2 separate regions of the Homo sapiens genome follow, and region 1 is linked to region 2. A link is an interaction called in ENCODE POLR2A ChIA-PET data of the cell type or tissue named here. Cell type or tissue: MCF 10A. All regions are shown on one strand. Links, peaks and the distances in the headings refer to the core of each region. The heading gives the core; the rest is flanking DNA. Region 1 overlaps RYK (receptor like tyrosine kinase). Region 2 holds the start of LOC105374118 (a long non-coding RNA gene).

The links. ChIA-PET counts read pairs that join two places held together with the same protein. Peaks named below come from ENCODE experiments on the same cell type or tissue, not always from the same donor. Only the 100,000 strongest peaks of a DNase experiment are listed, where the experiment ranks them.
Region 1: POLR2A ChIA-PET joins it to region 2 with 5 read pairs; 5 of 35 experiments call an interaction of 5 or more read pairs at or near these places.

The regions. Positions count from the first base shown.
Region 1 is chr3:134,236,438-134,246,758 of GRCh38, reverse strand. All of the region lies in intron 1 of RYK (receptor like tyrosine kinase), which reads left to right. Among named protein-coding and RNA genes, the nearest start is that of RYK, 9.3 kb to the left of the region's middle. In MCF 10A, for the core only: no CTCF peak of the experiment used is centred there; a DNase peak (open chromatin) is centred at 3,908.
Region 2 is chr3:134,321,289-134,331,609 of GRCh38, reverse strand. It overlaps LOC105374118 (a long non-coding RNA gene), which reads left to right and starts at 2,916. Exons shown (of 2, transcript XR_924518.4): 1 at 2,916-4,396; 2 at 5,083-6,589. RefSeq lists enhancers at 218-783, 4,309-4,603, 4,389-4,683 and a silencer at 4,389-4,683. In MCF 10A, for the core only: no CTCF peak of the experiment used is centred there; DNase peaks (open chromatin) are centred at 3,229, 3,809 and 4,559.

The sequences.
Region 1 (10,321 bases), core at 1,961-6,960, 85 kb after region 2:
TTAGGAAGGAATGATGGGAGATAAATTACTTGAGGCCTTGAATGTCTGAATGTATCTATCCTGTCCTCATACTTTATAGATGGTTTGGCTGAATTTAAAATATTAAGTAGAAATACATTTTTTCATAATTTTGATGGCATATTCACAGTTTTCTGTCTTAAGGGTTTTTGATGAAAAGTCCAAAGCCATTCTGATGCCTCTTTTTTTCTGTTTTTTTGAAGCTCAGGTTCTTTTTCTCTGGCATTCTGAAGTTTTATAAGTTTTTGTGTGGTTGGTTGGTTGGTTCTTTCCTTCCTTTCTTCCTTTTCTTTCTTGTATTACCTTAGTGGGTCCTTTCAATCTAGAGACTCTTTTTAGTTTTCAGAAATGCTTTTTTTTTTTTTAATAATTCCCACCCTTTATTTTCTCTCTCTCTGTGTGTGTGTGTGTGTGTGTGTGTGTGTGTGTGTGTGTGTATTTCTTTCTGAGATGTCTGTTGGTTTGGTTGTTGAACCCACTACAAATGATCTTTAAATTTTCTTAACTAATCTCATGTCTTACGTATTTCTTTGTACTGGAAGGAGTGGGAGGGGGGGAATGGTTCTCAATTTTAATGATCATGTTTTTAAATTTTAGAATCTTTTTCTGTTTCCATTTCATTGCATCTTATTTTATGGATGTATTATCTTTACTTATCTCTGATGTGTGTATTTTTATTTTTTCTTTGTGTTTAATATATTTTTAATATTTCTTCTGTTTCCTCCAGTGTGGTTATTCATTTCAGGGATCTTTTCTTTGTTTGTTTAAGTCATAAATATCTGGTGATCCTTGACTGTCTATAATGAAGAAAAAGATCCTGAGGAGCTGATTGCAGAGGAGAGAACATGTGTGTATTGGTGGTCTAGTGACTTGTGAGTTCAGGTGGACTTTTCATTGGGAGTCTGCCCCGAATATCAACACCTTTACATCTCGTTTGGGGCCAGTGTTCACAATGAAGAAATCATCATCTCCTGCCTCTGGTATGCTTGGTGATATGCCAGCTGCCAGGGTTTGGGTTACCTGGCTGAGGGAGGGATGGAGGCTGTAGCCTTCGACTTCTGGCTACAGTTCTCCTGTCACTGTGATTCAGTTTCTTCAGAAAAAACTTTGGGTTTCCTGCTGGAACTGGGGATCCAAAAGCTTTGAACACCTCTTTCGGTGGCTCCCCCCTTGTCTAGGCTAAGCCTCACATCAGCCTTTGGCATCTCCTTGGTGCCTCAAGACCTGAGCCTCTTGGAGGTCCTGAGGGGCAGTGACCATTCCTTCAAGTACTTTGCCATCTTGCAAAAGTTTGTTTAAAAAAGCATGTTGTCTTTCCTTTTCTGTTTGTCCTTATGGTTTGATGTCTTTGTGATTTTTTTTTTTTAAACTATCATTTTAGAGGAATTTTGGAAGGAAATGGAGGTAAGGGATTATGGTCATTCCACAATGTGTAAATGGCAGTTAGGGTTTGGGTTTAACTATTGAAGATGACGTGTGGCAGTCTTTTTATATGAACAATATTACGAGTAGTTAATGGTGGTTGTAGTAGTAGTTGACACTTTTAAAAGTGCTGTCTTTTGTCTGTGTGGGGCATAGAGGTCATCCCTGTGTTATGTACTGTCATTTCCATTTTATAGATGAGTGTTAGTCTGCTCAGGCTGCTGTAACAAAGTACCATAAATTGGGTGGATTGTAAACAACAGAGATTTATTTCTCACAGTTTTGGAGGCTGGGAAGTCCAGGATCAAGGCTTTGGTAGATTTGATATCTGCTGAGAGCCCTCTTCCTGGTTTATGGATACTGCTTTCTCCCTGTGTTCTCACATGGTGGAAGGGGCAAACGAGCTCCCCTGGGTCTTTTTATAAGGGCTCTAATCCCATTCATGAGGACTGCTCTTATGAGCTAATCACCTCCCAAAGGGCCCTACCTGCTAATACCATCCCTTAGTGGTTAGGATTTCAACATAGAAATTTTGGGGTGACACAGAGAAATGAGAAAACAATAATCTTAGAGTAGGTATGTATTAATGACTAGCCTGGTTTTTTGGTAGTAGTAGGGCACACGGTCCTGATGGAAGTGTATAAGTTCTGAAACACCGAAAGCTTCAGAAGCTTTTAAACTCTGGTTGGCCTTCCTGTGTTCCTGGGCCCTGGTTCATCGCTTGCATTTACAAGCCTGTTACTTGCATAACAGGCTGCAATGTAGGCATTCATTTCTGCATTTTACTGATGAGGACCCTGATTCAGGGCCTTTTGGACAGTGAGTAGAAGGCCAGGTCTTGACTCAGTCCTGCCTGAGACCTGAATTCATACTGTCTCTTTATCAGCTCTGGAGGAGTGCAATTAACCAAAAACTCAAAGAGTAGAACCGCAAGCCTCCTGCCACAGGTGCTTGTTTGTGGTCTTTATTATTATGCTAATTATTCTTGCATCCTCCCATGTTCTTTAATTGATAATTTTCATTGTACTGAGCTCTGTGGAATTCCGGAGCCTGTGAAGGTGGCATATGGCTGGGCAGTGCCAGAAGCTTGGGAAGAACATGCTGGTGGGTGGGTGGGGAATGGTATAAACTGGTTATGCCAACAGTGGTGGTGGTGATAGGGGTCAGGGGGACTTTTGGGAAGAGGCCCCATCTCCCACCAGTTAGAAATTAACTTTGGATAACTTGCTTCTCCTCTTAAAATAAATATCTTCTGGAAAAGTCAAGAATGTTCACATTTTATTTAAAATCAAGTCAATACTAGTTGAAATCACTGTGTCCCAAATCAGTCCAGAAAATTTTTTTGAAGCTAAACCAAGTACCATATATTGTGGTAGAAAATGACAATTCAAAATTATTACACTCCTTTCCCTGAAGATCTCAGAATTTTGTAGGGGAGACTTGCATTTATGACTGTAACAGAGATAAGAGTTATATTGCTGGTTGACATAAGTTATTGTAGGAGCACTTACTTTTGACTGTGGAAAGGGCGGAGGGGAGACAGGCTTAGAGAGTTTAGGAAACTTGTCCCAGGGAAAAAAAAGACATTTGAGCCTCATCTTGAAGGATGAATTTGATAGGCAGAAAAGAGCAGTTCATACCAGGCTGAGAAAGTAGTGTGAACAAAGACATAGAGGGTGGAAGCAGCTGTGTGAAATTGTGGGGTAGGAAAAATCTAATGTGGCTGAGGTGAAAAATTAGCAAAGCCATGGAGCGCCACAGGATAAAGCTGGAAGGTAGGCTGAGGTTAGAGTAGGAATTTGAACTCTTACAGGTGAATTCTTCAGTGAGCTGCTAAAGAATGCAGACTAGGAGAGTGCGCAGTCAGGTCTGGGTTATAGGGAAGATAACTTTGGCCCCAGTGAAAAGGATGGCTTTGGAGAATGAAATGCTGGATCTGGGAAATGAGATAGAGCCAACCTTGTGATGATAAGAGGGATCAACTAAGGCAGTTGAAGGGGTGGGATGGATTTGTGAGGAATTTGGTGAGTTTGGAGAAGACTTAGTAGAAGAGACTTTAGGGCTAAAGAAAGGGGAGGAGTCACAGAGGAATCTAGGGTTTCAGATTTGGGCAACTGAACCAAAGGACCCTTTCCTTTTGGGAGAAGTGGTTGGTCAAGGGAAAGAAAAAGGAGATGAACCATGTATTCCTCTCCTCCCAGCACCCCTCTCTCCTAAATCTCAGAGCCCATGCTTGGTGGGGAGGAGGGGTGGAGGGTTGAAGGTGTCCTCTGCCCATGAGTCTGGCATAACCTGCCAGAGGGCCCAGATCCTGGGTGGGTTTTTGGGAGGTTAGCACTCTGCAGCAAATCCTTAACCCTAGGCGTTTTGGTGGAGTTGGTATTTATTTGAATCCATGTGTTCTTCATTGGGAGACAGGCAGAGACATTGTGCAATTGTGGGTTTGAGGGTTGTTTTTTTTCCTCATGCTACACATGTGAGAGAACTCTATCCAATTATGGCTAAACCTGTCCCCTGTGAGTCACATCCTGAGTTGACTGGTCAATTCCAAAGGTGCTGCCTAAAATGCTGTTTGGATTTTAAGAATCACTTTTGGGACAAATCAAACATGTGAGTATTTATTCAGGCACCTGAGTTGAGAAGTTCCATAGCATTACTTTTGGTGTTTTGATGCAGTTACGCCAATGTTCTGAAAAATCTTGCCAGCTACACATCCTAAAGCAAAACAAAAACTTGTACATGAAACAGAACCATTAGCTACTCTAAAATTATGTCACACTTAAAGGTATACATTTTTGTGCGTTGTTGATGTAAATCAAGTGCAATATTTTCTAATAAAAATTTTATTAAACAGCATTCATTTGTGAAGGTCCTCTTAAAATGTGCCAAAATAAACGTGTGTGTATTGCTCAGTTACATAATAAACAGTTGTTGAATGATTCTTTTTGTGTGTTCAGCAGTGATAATGCTGAGTGGATTTCATAGGTCTCATTCTTATCTTTTTTTTTTTTTTGAGACGGAGTTTTGCTCTTGTCACCCAGGCTGGAGTGTAATGGCATGATCTCGGCTCACTGCAACCTCTGCCTCCTGGGTTCAAGCAATTCTCCTGCCTCAGCCTCCTGAGTAGCTGGGATCACAGGCGTCCACCACCATTCCCAGCTAATTTTTGTATTTTTGGTAGAGATGGGATTTCAGCATGTTGGCCAGTCCAATCTTGAACTCCTGACCTCAGGTGATCCACCCACCTTGGCCTCCTTTCAAAGTGCTGGGATTACAGGCGTGAGCCACCTTGCCCGGCCTCATTCTCATTCTTATATAAATTTTAAGCTGGAATAGACAGCACACAAGTCTCTAGTTAGGGATCACCTGTAATTTAGGGAGGAGGAGGAAGAGCGTATCTTGCTGTATGCCAGGTACTTTACATATGTTCTCTTTTATCAACCATAGGAAGTCGGTGGCATTGACTGTTTTTTGTTTGTTTGTTTTTAAACAGATAAAGCTGAGATGCTGAGGTTGTGGGCAATTAACAGAATTTGCTGTAGGTCACAGAGATGTGTGGGGCTATGTGACTCCAAAGTGCGTGCTTTCTCTACTGTGCTGCCTTTGAAGGTTGACAGTTGACTTAGTCTTTAACCAAAATCATCTGAGAAGCTTTAACAAACTACAGATTCCTTGACCTACCCTGAGCAATTTGTTGAATTGATCTGAGATGGGGCTCAGGTAAATTAACGTTTTGAATGCCATGTTTAATTAATTACAGGAGGTACAGGTTTTCCACATTTGAACGTCTCTGAAATCAGAACCATGTTATAATCAGTGGGGAGAGTCATCAGTTAATAGCTTTTTTCTTTCTTAGTGGCACAAAAAATAAGGATGTACTTTAGATTAAATGAAATATGATATTATAAAAAGGTGATACTGTAAAGGGAACTTAAATACATAGTTTGTCACCTTTCTTTTTTTTTTTTTGAGATAGAGTCTTGCTCTTTCTCTCAGGCTGGAGTACAGTGGTGCAATCTCAGCTCACTGCAGTCTCTGTCTCCCAGCTTCAAGCGATTGTCGTGCCTAAGGCTCCTGAGTAGCTTGGGACTACAGGCGTGCACCACCACGCGTGGCTAATTTTTGTATCTTTTTTTTTTTTTTTTTGGTAGAGATGGCGTTTCACCATGTTGGCCAGACTGGTCTCGAACTCCTGACTTCAAGTGATTTCCCTCCCCCACCAACCCTGTCTGGGCTTCCCAAAGTGCTGGGATTACAGGTGTGAGCCACCATACCAGGCCTCCACCTTTTTTATGTGCATATGCATGTGTTTGTCACAACTTTCAGAATTGTAAAATTCACTGGTGGTATTTATTATTTGCTTACAGCAATAGCTGTGTAGTAATGCCCTTGCAGGGAAATCATAAAATGAATGAGATATTGTCATTAGATTAAGAGCAATAGCAAGGTTACTTTTCAGCCAAGAAGCTGCAGGCAAGGAGAAATGTCAGTGGTTCTCAGCCTTTTTTTGTGAAAGCCTTAGGCCCTTTCCCTAGAAAAAGGCATGAATGTCCACACATACTAAAATTTGTATACTGTGCTAGGACCTCTAGACTTTTGGGGCCTTTGAGGGACTCCTGATGAAAAGCTTAATGGGTACACCTGAGTGTCACAAAAACTGGTATATGTCATATTCTGTTTTACATCCTAAGATCTGACCTCCTACATGAATTTTTTTGAAAATTTGCATATATTAAGATTCACTCTGTTGAAAAGTTATGTAGGTTTCGACAAATGCATAGTGTCCTATATCCACTACAGTATCATAGACAGTAGTTTGCACCTTTAAAAAGTCCCCTGTGAATGGGGCATTTGTATTTATAAATACTCCCTCCCTTATATTTTAAATAAGGTGCTTTAAAAATGTATTTATTATGGAACATTTCAAAAATTCAAAATAAGGCATAATAATATAATGAATCTCTGTATACCCGTCATCCAGCTTCAGCAGTTCTCAACTCATAGCCAATTCTGTTTCATCTCTACCACCTTACCCCTACTCCACTCATTTGCCCTCACTCTCCTTATCCTCTACTTAGATTATTTTGAAGCAAATCTAGACATAATTTCATAAAAATATTCCAATATGTATATCTGAAAGAAATTCTTAAAAAATCTAAAATAACCATTATTGCACATTATTAAGAAATTAAGAATTTATAAATATCAAATATCTAAGCTGTTGAGCTTTTCCTGATTTATAAATATGTAAATGTATATGTAGAGACTCTTCTTGCCTACGACCTGGATCCACTCTTATCCCTGCCCCTCCCTGCACCACTCAGTTCCCTTGGTGCCAGACTCCTTCTCACCCTGGAGTCTACATTAGATGGCACCTCTGCCTTGCGTTCTTTCCCCAAATCTTTACATGGCTGGTACTTTCTAGATCTCAACTTAAAATGTCAATTCCCCAGAGAGGCTCATCTTCCTAGGGTTGATCCCCAGTGCCTCTCTGTGCTATCACACTGTTTTAAGCATCTGATACTTTTTTGGTTGTTTCCATCTCCTTTAGTGAAAGTTCTGTTTGAATAGACACTTTTTAGGTTGTTCCACTTTCTATTTTTAGCACCTAAAACAGTATCTGACATGTAGTAGGTTTTCATTAAAAGTGGAACAAATGAGTAAACAAGTGAATCATACTTACAAAAAAATTCACTATCCTGTGCCTTACTGGAGTCATCATTCTGTTGATCATTTCCCATGGCCTGCTTAGTTATTATCCAAAAGGGAAATTAGACTGAAGCTATACTTACTAATGGAAGTTTACATATGTTAATTTTTTATAGCTGCTTTTCTTTTCTTTTTTTTCCCCCTTTTTGAGACAGGGTCTCTCTTTGTTGCCCAGGCTGGAGTGTAGTGATGCAGTTACGGCTCACTGCAGCTTTGATCTCCCAGACTCAAGTGATCCTTCTGTCTCAGCCTCTAAATAGCTGGGACTACAGGTGTGAGCTACCATACCCCACTAATATAAAAATTTTTTTTTGTATAGATGAGGTCTCCCTGTGCTGCCCAGGATGGTCTGAAACTTCTGGGCTCAAGGGATCCTCCCACCTTGGCCTCCCAAAGTGCTGGGTTTACAGGTGTGAGCCACTATGCCTGGTCTTGATAACTTATTTTCTTTGGAGTTGCCTAATTTGCCTCTCCCATTCCCTTGCTGTCTCTGGGTAAGGCGCCTCCCATGTCGACTTCCATAGCTCCATACCCTGCATAAGCAGACCTGTATCACTGCACCCATCATATTTTGTCTCTCCCCTACTGCACCGAGGCTACCTTATGGCTTGGCACAGAGCAGTCTCTCAATAGACTGTTGGCCCACGCTACAATTGGAGGATGTGAAGTATTCAAGAGAGATTCCGGCAAAAGCCTTTATCAGTAATGAAAAGCTAGGAAATACAATTTCTAATTTTTTTTCCCCAAAATGCATAACCTGCTGTCCTATCCAGTCTATTTTCCATCTTATATACAGTATAGTTTTCAGCCCTAGCAATTTGACTTGGGTCTTTTTGTATTTTCCATGATTCTACTTAACTTTTTGACCATGTGGAGTACAGGTATAATAGTTGTTTCAGTGTCCTTGCTTGTATTCTAACATTTGTGCCTGTTCTGTGTTGATTTTGACGACATATCATGTTTACTTCCTGAAGTGGCACAGTTAGGAAAAGTTAGTGCCTGCAGATTCCTGGCTTTTCCTTGGGAGGAACAGGAGATTCCCTTCCATGTCTTCTTGAAGCTGATTTCTAAACCACCTATCAGGACCAAAAGGGTAGGCTTACCTGCTTTTCTTTAGGCAGAAAGAAGGCAGTCTGAAGGACGGAGGGGAAGAAGGGGTATATTTATGTTGTCTGCTGTTGTTGGTCATGCATACGTTCTTTCTCTGGAAAGCTCTCTCTAATCCTCCTTTCTGTGTATGAACATACACTCTCAAGACAGTTCTATCAAGACACTTAGGGTTGCAGGACAAATATATGAGGAAATGCTGAAGAATGTGGCAGAGAATTACACGAAAAATCATATTTAATCCACAGATTATTGCTTGAACAGCTATGGGATTGAAGATTTACATGCTTATTCAACTATGGGGAAAGGATGCCCCTGTTCTACAGTCTAATATTTTAATTCCTTGTCTTATAATGTAGTTAAACATTAGGTCTCAGCTAATTTTCTAGGCATAATATGACCACAGCTAGATTTATTACATTCTGATGAACAAACTGTTATTTTATCGATTTCAGCTTGTTACTTTCCATAACCTAAGAGCATTTGAAATAAGAGCTCCTTGTTTACTTTCCTTTTAGCATTCATTAAAATGTATTCAGTGGTTTAATACATGTTAAGTGATATTGGTTTTTTCTCTGATTAATGGCTCATATTACCACTGTCCTCAGAATCTAGAAGATTATCTTGACTAAATGAATTTTTACTTAAGGTTTAAATGGCATATGGAAACTGTGGATGATATAATAAAATAATAGTGTTTTGGCTGACACTAGGAAACCATGGATGATATCATAGAGTAATAGAATTTTGCGGCTGAGGAGAGGGACATTAACATCATCTGGTTTAACTTTTTTGTTTTGTAGTTGAGAAAATTGTTGTCTAGAGAGGGCGGTTAAGTAATTGGTTGCCAAAGGTCATTCAGCTACCTACTGGTGAAGCCAGGGGAAGGGAAGTAAGAACTGTGAACTCTGCTTTAGTTCTCTTTCTATGACATCACTTTTGTTTTTTTGCCTTAACTAATGGTTCTTGACATTTTCTTTAAAGTATCATTTTCTTTAAAACCCATTTTCTTTAAAACCCATCTTTGATGTAGTTGACTTTTATCGACAGCCAGCCATTCATGCATCTAATATTTAAGTAGTTACAAGTAAACTAAGACCCCAGCCTTGTTTGTGAGATGTGCAAGGTAATAGGAAGATGGACATTTGAAACAACTCCCTGAAATATGTTTTGTTAAGTGCTATAAAGGTGGCTTTTAAAATAAAGAGAGATGGTTTGCTGATTTAGCACGAATGAACCATATGTACAGCTTTGAGAAACCAATAGTCAACTTTTAAAATCATTTGGAAAAAATTTTTGAACTGTTGAATTATTAGAACTTGAGTTAGGCCAGTTCATGTGGATCACAGACCTTGAAATAAATTTGAACTTAAAATCGTCTAGGGAAAAATGAATTTTTTTTGATAAGCCTTAAGAGTTTTGCAAGAATAACTTTGGTTTTTTAGCTTTGAATTTGAGTTGTTTAAAAATAAAATTTTGAAAAAATGCCATGCTTTCTAACAAGAGAGCAACATTTTTCCTTTGCTGGAATTGGCAATGGGAAATTTAAGTCTGGTTAATGTAACTGAACAGCTGAAGTATTTTCATCCTAAATCAGAATTTAAAAATTCTGTGCATTCTAATGACAAAATGCTACCTCTTTAGTTCGTGGCTGTCCATTCTTGTTCTTGTCTGCTTTCCAGCACAGCCCCCTTGTCTCTTGGCATCCTTGTCAAAAATTAATCAGCCCAAAATATGTAACTTTCTTTCTGGACTCTCAGTTCTCTTCTGTTGGTCTACATGTCTGTCATGCCAGTACTACACTGTTTTGATTAAAGTAGCTTCGTGGTGATCTTTGAAACCAGGAAGTGTGAGTCCTCCAACTATGTTCTTTTTAAAAATTGTTTTGGCTATTTTGGCCTGCTCACAATTTCATATTAATTTGAGGATCTGCTTTTACTCTTGTGCAAAAATGGGAGTCAGAAGTTTGATAGGGATTTTAGTGAATCTGTAGCTCACTTGGGTAGTATTGTTATATTAACAGTGTTAAGTCTTCCAGTCCATGAACATGGGTGTTTTTCCATTT
Region 2 (10,321 bases), core at 1,818-6,817:
GGTGCCCAGAGGGACAGAGGGAGTCAGCCAGTTCACTTCCCTTTCCATGCAAGAAGGGCTCGCCCACATTCCAGGATCAGGGATGGAACTCTGCTGCAGGACATGCAGGGGCTTTGAGGACAGTCTGGTCCACCCCTTCCCTTCTCACTTTGCCTGGCCCAGCTGCCCCTCTGTGGAGCCTGGGGCTCCAGCTTAGGGTGCCTGGGTCTCACAGATTCCTGGCCTCTTGCTTGCAGGTGCCGGCTGCCAGAAAGTTTTGCATATAAACAGTAAAGAGCTCCTTATGATCTTGACATACTTGGAATAAGCACAGCCATTTTTTTTTTCTCTTCCCAGAATTCAATAAAGGCCAGAAATTCCACAGGGCATCTGACTCAACTCTATTTTCTCCTTTCTCTTGTTTCCCAGCCCCCTCTCCAACACCATAACCTTGAAAGGGCAGCCCCAGGATCGGGTGCTCTGTAGCTGGGCATGAGGGTACTGCTGCACCTGGTGCCCGGGAGTCCCCTGACCTCAGTGAGGCCAGGGCCCACTTGTACACCCCACTGAGGGGTCACCTGTACACCCCGCTGAGGAATCAACTTTGTACTCAGGAGAGTGGGAAATGAGCAGGTGAGGGCCTAGGACAAAAGTCAGGCTAGGGTTCAAATCTGCTCCTCCACTTATCTACTGTTGGCAAATGAGTTCCCCTCTCCGAGCCTCAGTTTTCTCATGCCTAAAAGAAGTGTGTCAACAGTTTCTTCCTCTTAGAGTGGATGTAAGGATTGAATGGGTAATGCACAGAGAGCACTTCATAAACGATAGCTATAACAATTGCATCTTCGTTAGTGCTGAGCACTTGTCCTATTCCAATTACTGTATAAGAATCCAGGATCCTGAACTAAATTAGATATGTGCCAGGCCCTCAGAGACCACCTCAGCAAGGAGACAGACAAGGAAACAGGAGGCTTTGGGAGTTGCATGATTAAATGCATGATTCAATTAAATGTGTGATTCAAGATAGAGAGGAAGGTGGGATTAACCCTTTACAAAGAGATCAAGACAGTTTCGCAGAGGAAAGGACCCCTAAAAACGCTATCAAGGTTGAATAGGAGTCCTTCAGATAAACAAGGGAGAAAGGACATCACAGTTAGAGGAGATAGAACACTGTAAGACTCAGAGGCCCAGCCATCAAGCTCAGTTTGGAAGTCCAGGGTTCAGGTATCTAAAATGGGAAGAGACAAGGGTAATGGGAAGCTGGAAAGATGGGCAGAGTCCATCCCGGAAGGCTTTTGAGGCCTCCCCAAGGAAAGACCTAAACTTTTCCGTAAGGTGACTGCCCTGTAGTGAAGGATGCAACTGTCAGGGTTTCCTGCTAGGCAGACCTCTCTGGCCATAGTGGGAAGAGGACAGGAGCACACTCTGGAAGAGACTGAGGCTGGGTCAGAGTTAGAAGATGGATGTAAGGGGATAGGACAGGCACCCCACCCTTCAGTCATTCCCCTGCTCCTTCCTGATCTATCAGGGACCACCCGAACCATTTCTTACATAGTATTTCTCTTTATGCTAGTTCATTTTTAAACCATTTTATGTTGCTTCTATTGTACCATTATAGCCACCACTTCATTTTTTCCCTAATATATGCATAAAAATGCCACACTCTTAAAAGAAAAGTGTGGGCAGCAGTGACTCATGCCTGTAATCCCATCACTTTGGGAGACTAAGCTAGGCAGATTGCTTGAGCTCAGGAGTTCGAAATCAGCCTGGGTAACATGGCAAGACAGCGTCTCTACAAAAAATAAAAAATTAGCCGGGGTAGTGGCATGGGCCTGTAGTCCCAGCTACTGGGAAGGCAGAGGCAGGAGGATGGCTTGAGCCCAGAAGGTTGAGACTGCAGTGAGTGGAGATTGTGCCACTGCACTCCAGCCTGGGGGACAGAGCAAGACTGTCTCACAAAAAGAAAAGAAGGGAAGGCTGGGTACAGTGACTCATGCCTGTAATCCCAGCACTTCAGGAGGATGAGGCAGGCCGATCACCCGAGGTCAGAAGTTCGAGACCAGCCTGGCGAACATGGTGAAACCCGGTCTCTACAAAAATACAAAAATTAGGCCAGGTGCAGTGGCTCACGCCTGTAATCCCAGCACTTTGGGAGGCCAAGTGGGGGGCAGATCATGAGGTCAGGAGTTCGAGACTAGCCTGGCCAATATGGTGAAACCCCATCTCTACTAAAAAATACAAAAATTAGCTGGGCATGGTGGTGCACTCCTGTAGTCCCAGCTACTCGCAAGGTTGAGGCGGGAGAATCGCTTGAACCCGGGAAGCAGAGGTTGCAGTGAGTCAAGATTGTGCTGTTGTACTCCAACCTGGGTGACAGAGCGATACTCCATCACAAAAAAAAAAAAGAGAGAGAAGAGAGGAGAGGAGAGGGGAGGGGAGGAAAAGGGAGGGGAAGGGAAGGGGAGGGGAAGGGAGGAAAGGGAGGGGAGGGGAAGGGAGGGAAGGGAAGGGGAGGGGAAGGGAGGGAAGAAAAGAATATGTCCATTTGCCATTGGTCACGTCTTTGCCCACCAGTGGCATGTGACTCAGGCCTGGGGAACCATGGATCTTGCTAGTGATAAGAGGGTCTGATTTGGGAGGGATTGGGAACATGTTGGTCAAAAGATACAACATGTTATACAAATAACATGTTGGTTATTCAGTTAGGAGGAATAACTTCAAGAGATCTATTGTACACTATGGTGACTACAATAAGAATGTTTTGTATACTTGAAAATTGCTGAGAATAGATTTTACACGTTTCCCCTCCGCCACCTCCCCCACAACACAATGATTAGTATAAGGTAAGGCATATGTTCATTAGCTCTACTTGGCCATTCCACGATGTATACATATTTCCAAACACAATGTTGTTTACCATAAATATATACGATTTGTATTTGTCAATACAAAAATAAAATTTTTTAAAAGAGAGCTTGAGTCAGGCCATGGAAGCAGAGACAGGAGCGGGCTCTGCTCAGTGTGGTATCTGCCAGGCAGGCTCCCTTACTCCTGCTTCTACCTTCAAGGCTCTTGTGACTTTGCTTGGGCTGGCAACGCACAGCACTGTGGCTGCTCTGAGAGTGAGGACCAGCCCAGCCTCCCCCTGCCAAGCCCACCCGGACTGTTTCATCATTAGCGCCCCTCCTCATCCACAGCTCCGCTTAGGGCAGAAACAGGCAAAGGCACCTTCCCTAAAGCAAAAGAGATTTCAGCAGACCCAAGGATGACTCAGCTGTGGGATCCTTTGTGGGCAACTGGATTGTGCAGTATTAGTGAAAATATGTAGAGAGAGAGAGGAGGAAGAAAGGAAGGCAAGAAGGGAGGAGATGCACAATCAGATTCATCTTCACAAGAATTTTGTAAAGCAGGAATTACTGTACCCATTTTACAGATGGAAAACCAATCGCATTTAAGCCACCTGTCAAGATCGTTTCTAGTAAGTAAGAAATAGATCTAAGCTACTAGTCCAGATCTGTCTGACTGTAAAGCTGCTGCTTTCTTTTCCAAGAATAAGGTCCCTAATCACACCACTGTAGCAGAGCAACTGTTATTTTTTAAAATCCCCTTCCAATCTTCTCTTGTTCAGGTGCCGTAAAGGTATGTATCTTCCTTTTGTTCGCTTAATATTATATCATAAACACTTGCAATATTGCTAAATAGTCTTTATTATTATAATAATCACTTTTACATAATATTCCACCCTGTGGACATGCGGTGACTCACTTAGTCATCACTAAATATTTAGGTGGTTTCACCGTCTCAGGATTGTAAATCCTCCCTGCCCCCACCCTTCCTCTGTCAGGCTCCCCTGACATGAATCAGGGCTCCCACTTGCCCCATGTCTGGAAGGTTATGTAGGTCACCGGGACCTGGTTATGCCTGCCATAGTGCAGCAAGGCATTCTAGAGTTTCTCAGAAGGCTGAAGCTGCTGAGAAAGTTAAGTCCTCTTCCTCTTCCTCTTCCTTCCCACTGCCAGGCTTGGCATGGACTCCCCTGCCACTGCCTTCACCCACCCGGGCCACAAAATTGCAGCTGGTGCAGACTGGAGATGCCAAAGGCTGGTTGAGGTGGGTTTGGGCTCTTGCAGCTGGTGAAGGCAGCCCCATGCCCAGACATCTCAGGAGCCAAAGGGCACCCAGGTGACCCCAAGGACTGGTCAGCAATGAGTCCAGCACTGGGATGGGAGCCGGATCCCTGAAAAGAGCCCACAGCCTTGCTTGGTCCCCATTTCCTTGAGAAGCCCCTTCCGGAGAGTTTTCTGTGTTTTGCCCCTCAGGGAACATGGCCACATCCCAAACTGGCTCCCCAGCAGCTCCAGGCTGGACTGTGGAAGCAGAAACCCTCCTGGCAGGCAAGCAGACACCACAACCGCCTAAGGTGAATGGCCCAACAGCACATTTTCAGGATACTTCTCTGTTTTATCTGTTTGCAAAGCAGATATTTGGGGAGGTTGGGCTCAGAATTGCTTCATGGCTTTGCCAGTCCCATGGGAAATGGTTCGCATTCTTAGCATAGTTGGAGGGCTGTGAAGCAAGAGAGGACTGCTCCGAGGCCTCTCTGGGACCAAGGAAGATGAGCCACTACCTCGGCATCCTCTCTCCTTGGATGGGTTCTGGTGTGGGAGACACTGAATGTTCTTTCCAAGAGGGCGGAGTGGTGGGATCTCTAGAGGGGCTCTGTGGAGAGAGTCATCACATTACTTATGTAAGCCCAGGGCTGCGAGTGCTTTCAAGGGTCATGTTATACCAGCTCCTGCCCGGAGAAACACACACTCAGTGCCAGCAGAAATGGGCTTCTTCAGAGGCCCAGAAAGCATTGATGACAGTAGTTTTCTCTAGCCAGTGGTTTTCCATTTCTTCTGGGTACATTGCTGTTTGTATTTTTTAAATAAAGAATATGTATCATTTAAAAGCAAAATCCCTAAAGGTGTTTTTGAATTAATAACTAAATGAAAAGGCCTCAAGAGCCAGGGCATTTTATCTCCTGCCTTGACAGTAAACCCCCGAGTGGAGCAATCTTTCTTGCCAGAAAATCATGTCAACCCTTCGTCCTCTTTCCTGCAGCCGATCGAATGCCTGCTGCACTGCTGAAGAGGAAACAGAGTCGTGGCCTCCGGGAGGGGGCTCAAACCTGTGACTGGTGCATGTTCGCCATTAGACACACTGGCTGGTGACCAGCAGCCCCACCTACAGAATTCCCTGGAATGAGGAATGGCATTCCTGAGACCACTCAGCAGAGACTACCTCAAAAGGCGCTGCTCAATGCCAGGAAATGCAGCGAGAGAAAATCCCCTTCCGGTGCCACCTCTGTGGCCAGCACACAGGTCCCCTGCTCAGCGGGTGTGTGTAGACGTGCCCTCAGGAAGCTCAGCCCAAGGCCCTCTGGAAGTGGCCACAGCTGGACCACACGGAACTCATCCACTGCTTCTTTGGAGCTCCAGGAAAGCGCCAGAAGAGGGGCACTGAGGCAGAGGGAAAGCTAAGCAGCCTGTGGCTCAGGGGACTACCTTGCAACTGCTTGAATGTAAAGCAGGCAGAGAAATCCTCCTGGGAACCTGAGGCCAGGTGTATGAGTGGGATTTAAGAGAGGCCAGCGCCCCTTCCGGGGTGGCCCCAGCCCAGGAGGAGGGCGTGAGAGGCACACCTGGGAAGTGTCAGAGCCTGACAGGCGTGAGCTGGAGGCCTGGCAGGAGAGTGCTCTCACCACCTGACCATCCTGGAAAGCTGTCAAAGTCCCAGTGCCCATGCCACACCCCACAACAATCCAATCAAACTCTTTGGAGGTAGGACCCAGGCGTCTCTGATTTTTAAAATTTCCAGGTAATTAAAATATTCAGCCATGCTTGAGAACCAGTGCTTTAAAGAGATATCTGATGCATCCCAGGCTCATCAAACAAAACAAGTAGGGCTCTTCCTGAGTGATTCATCAAGCTACCTTCTCTCTAGAGGCCCTCTTCACTACTCTAGTCTCTCCAAATCCCTGCCATTCCTCCACATCCATCTCCATTGCCACCTCCTGATGGGAGCCCTCCATGGCTGCCCCAGCTGCAGTGAGTGCCTTTCTTCAAGGGCCCCTGTCACTGAGGACCTGCATAGCCATACATAGCCATCAGCTGACAGGTGTTTGCCCGTCCATTTGAGCAATCCATTCCTGTGGGGGCAGGTACTATGTTGTCCATCATGCTTTCTCACAACCTGCTGACCTACCACCTACCACAATTCACTGCCCACATTATATGCTCAATTAGTGTTTTCTGGCTGACTTACATCCTAGTGCATTTCAACATTTCAAGCAATCTTGGTAAGAGAGTTGAAAGAATGTCTGATTCAAATTAGTGGTTTTGTTGGTGATCAGTGATTGTGGTGATAGAGATGTATATGATAGGAATGGTATAGGAAGAATGGCCAAGAAATGCCTCTCAGGCTGTCTCCCAAGATGGTATGTATAACCCATATAGCCCAATCCTCAGGTGGTCCAGTCCCTGCACTGAACATCTTCAAAGATGTGGTAGTTCCACAGGGCAGTAGGCAATGACAGGTATTTTCTAATTAAAAGCACTTCAAATATTTACTACAGTCTCTTGAGGAAACTTAAATGTGGCAAACCAAACACATGCATTTATATCTACTGAGGAGCCTTGAGGGGTGAGGAGAAACAAAAATGTATTCCAGCCAGTGAGACCAGCAGTGATGGGGACAGAGGGACACAAAGCCCTCCCCGGTTCTCAGAATGGCAAGAGGTCTTGTGAGTGTGGAGTGTAGGGAGGAATGGTTAAAAGAGACTGAGAAGGAGCCAGTATACAAATGGGCTTGAGTCATGAGCCAAGGGGGTAGATTCCAGGTTTTACCATCCAAAGCCTACAACTAACAAGTGGTGTGATCAGATCACTCTGGCAACATGCAGAGGGCAGGACACCGTCAGGCCACTAGAGCAGCGGTGGGGAGAAAGGGCCAGGCAGAAAAGGGCTGGGAGATGTGGCCCAGCCACTATCAGGTCCACCTGCGGTTGCCGAAGAAGATGCTTCTATGCCCCGTTCCCTGTGTGGTGTGTTCTCAGGCCTGGGGCTGGCATTGAAGGTGCTCCTACACACCTTACCCAAGACTTGCTTCCACCCAGTGCTAACTGGCCACTCCATGCCACTGCTCCAGGCTCTGAGCGGAGGTCAGATAGCCCCCCAGTTGCTGGGAGGGCCAACCTCAGCTGCCTTCACACACAGCCCAACATTTTCACCTTATGTACAAGCCAAAGGATATGTATAGTCACCACCAGATAGAAAACAAGCAAATCTTTAGGCTCAGACAATATGAAATATATATCAGCGACTTAAAAAAATGTATGCCAATTTTTACCAAAAGAATTTCAGAGTCTGGGCTGCTTGGGTTTTCCAGGAAGCTGATGTTGAGATAGGGTTAGGAATGCAAGGTTAAAGAGGGTGAGGGTAACGCCTGGGAATGAAATGGGGCAAAAGTAAGAGTGGAGTTCTCAGACCTGCAGGCCTGACTTTCTGCCAGTCATCCAGTGAACTAAAACAAAAACAGCCCATTAGAGGACTCCTGTGTTGGAAATGTGGAAACGATGGAATGGCTGGGCCCTCATACCACCATCTTGCTCAGTCATTGGACAGGGACACCCAAAGAAAATCATAAACTTGGTCCAAAAGCTGAGTAGACCCTGTAGGAGCCAACAGTGGTAGGCTGCCAGCTGAGCACAGCCTTGAAGCAGGGCAGTTTTTTTTTGTTTGTTTGTTTGTTTGAGACCAAGTCTCGCTCTGTCTCCCAAGCTGGAGTGCAGTGGCACGATCTCGGCTCACCGCAACCTCTGCCTCCTGGGTTCAAGCGATTCTCCTGTCTCGCCCTCCCAAGTAGCTGGGACTACAGGCGCGTGCCACCACACCCTGCTGATTTTTTTTTTTATTTTTTAGTAGAGATGGGGTTTCACCATGTTAGCCAGGATGGTCTCGATCTCCTGACCTTGTGATGTGCCTGCCTCGGCCTCCCAAAGTGCTGGGATTACAGGCGTGAGCCACTGCACCCGGCACAGCTGGGCAGTCTTTTACTGGGGCAATGTGTCTTCTGTTGGACGCATCTTGGAGCAGCACAGCTGAGCAACGCATCCTCGTGTCTGTCATGAAGTCCTCCCTCCTCCCAGCCTCCAGTCTCAGTGGGCCACACATAGCATGTTTGAACCCTCTGTGCCAGTCCCCATAAGGAGCCCTCCTCACTATCCCCATCACCTTCTTTCCCTGCCGCCTCAGCAGGCAGAGGGCACCTCTTTCCAGGGATCTACTCTGTCCTCTCCCTCCCTTCAATTCTTAACACTGAAGTCCTCTTCTTTTGTTTGTCTCCTCCTAACACTCTGTCCAAAACCCATCACCAGCAAAATCAAAACATAAATGACTAGCTAGGCAAAGATCTGTACCTTTTGAACCACTAAAGGCTAATCTTCCTAAGACATAAAAAGCTCAATACAAGTCACAGATATAACTAAACTGAAAAAAAGGAGCAAACGATATGAATGGACAGTTTATGGAAAGGAAGTCCAAAAGACCCTTAGGTGAAAAGACACTCAACCTGACTCATAGTAAAAGAAATTCAAGTTAAACACCATTTAATTCAAGTAAGACACCGTTTTCGGCTATCAGATTGGCAAAGATCAAAAAGTTTGATTCAGCGCAGCGTTGGCGGGGAAACAAGCAGGCTCACAGGCTACTGGTGGGAACGTGAATTGGTAAAGCCATGCAGAGGACAATTTGGCAGTGTCTCTCTAAGTTACAAATTCCCATGACCTTCAAAAGGCAGTTGAATGTAATGGTTAAGCGCACAGACTGGAGTCAGAACACCTCGGTTTGAATTCCAGCTCTACAAGTCCTTTACCTTCTCTGTACCTCAGTTTTTCTCATCTGCAAAATGGAATGATAATAGTATCTCCCTCAGGAGATTGTTGCAAGGATTAAAATACCTTAATTATTGTAAAGCACTTACAACAGTTCCCAGCTCTTAGTAAATACCCATGCAGATGTTAACCATCATTATTATTAATTGACCTTGCAATTCCACTACCAGGAATTTATCCTACAGATATGCTTGCACATGTGCTAAAGAGTACACAATGTTATTCATTGCAGCACTGATGCCATTGAGGAGAAGACTGGAAACAATTCAAATGTCCATGAACAAGCTAAGCTGGCAATGGTGCATGTGTATAATGCAATACTATGGGGATACAAAATAATAATAATAATGAAAGAGCTCTTTAGTCTGATCCAGTAGGTGCAGAATGCCGCCATAAGTTTTTAAATAAGGAGAGTAGCACAAAAACAAGTCCACATTCCCTTATCCACAATTATAAAATTCAAAAATCTCCAAAGAACACAATTAAAAAATAAATAAATAACACAAACACATTTGGTAGCAAAACCTGGCTGAACTCAACTGACTTAAGGCAGATTATGGCTTTATTTATTTTACTTGGTGCAGAAATATTTGTGTATTTTATCACAGGCTCTGCTGGGAGTGTGATAGAATATACATACTACCTTTCTACACTCCTTGAATTCCCAACTCCAAAATACAACTGCCCCCAAGCTTCCAGATAAGGGATTGTGGACCATAAGATTATCTACCTTTTTTTTTTTTTTTGCATTAAAATATCTCTTGAAGTATACACAAGAAACTAGCACCAGTTGCCTCTAAAAAAGGGCAACCAAGGCCAGGCGCAGTGGCTCATGCCTGCAATGCCTGCACTTTGGGAGGCCAAGGCGGGCTGATCACGAGGTCAAGAGATCGAGACCATCTTGGCCAACATGGTGAAACCCCGTCTCTACTAAAAATACAAAAATTAGCTGGGCATGGTGGCACACACCTGTAGTCCCAGCTACTCGGGAGGCTGAGGCAGGAGAATTGCTTGAACCTGGGAGGCGGAGCTTGCAGTGAGCCGAGATCGCGCCACTGCACTCCAGCCTGGGCGACAGAGTGAGACTCTGTCTCAAAAAAAAAAAAAAAAAAAAAAAAAAAGGGCAACCAGACTGGGAGGGGGAATTTTCACTTCACTGTATTTCAATCCAAACATTTTAAAGTAATATGGATATTTTATTCCATCTAAAGGTATTTTATTCTATATACTTTAGATGAAATAAAATATCCATATACACACATTTTTCCTGGAGCTTTTCCAATAAATCTCTTGCAAATGGAACCTCATCTTGGTCACTGATTCACTGATCTTTGGCGAACTCAAACTAACAAAACATACATATACACACATAGATTTTAAATCACTGTTTTACCTAAATAATATACACAC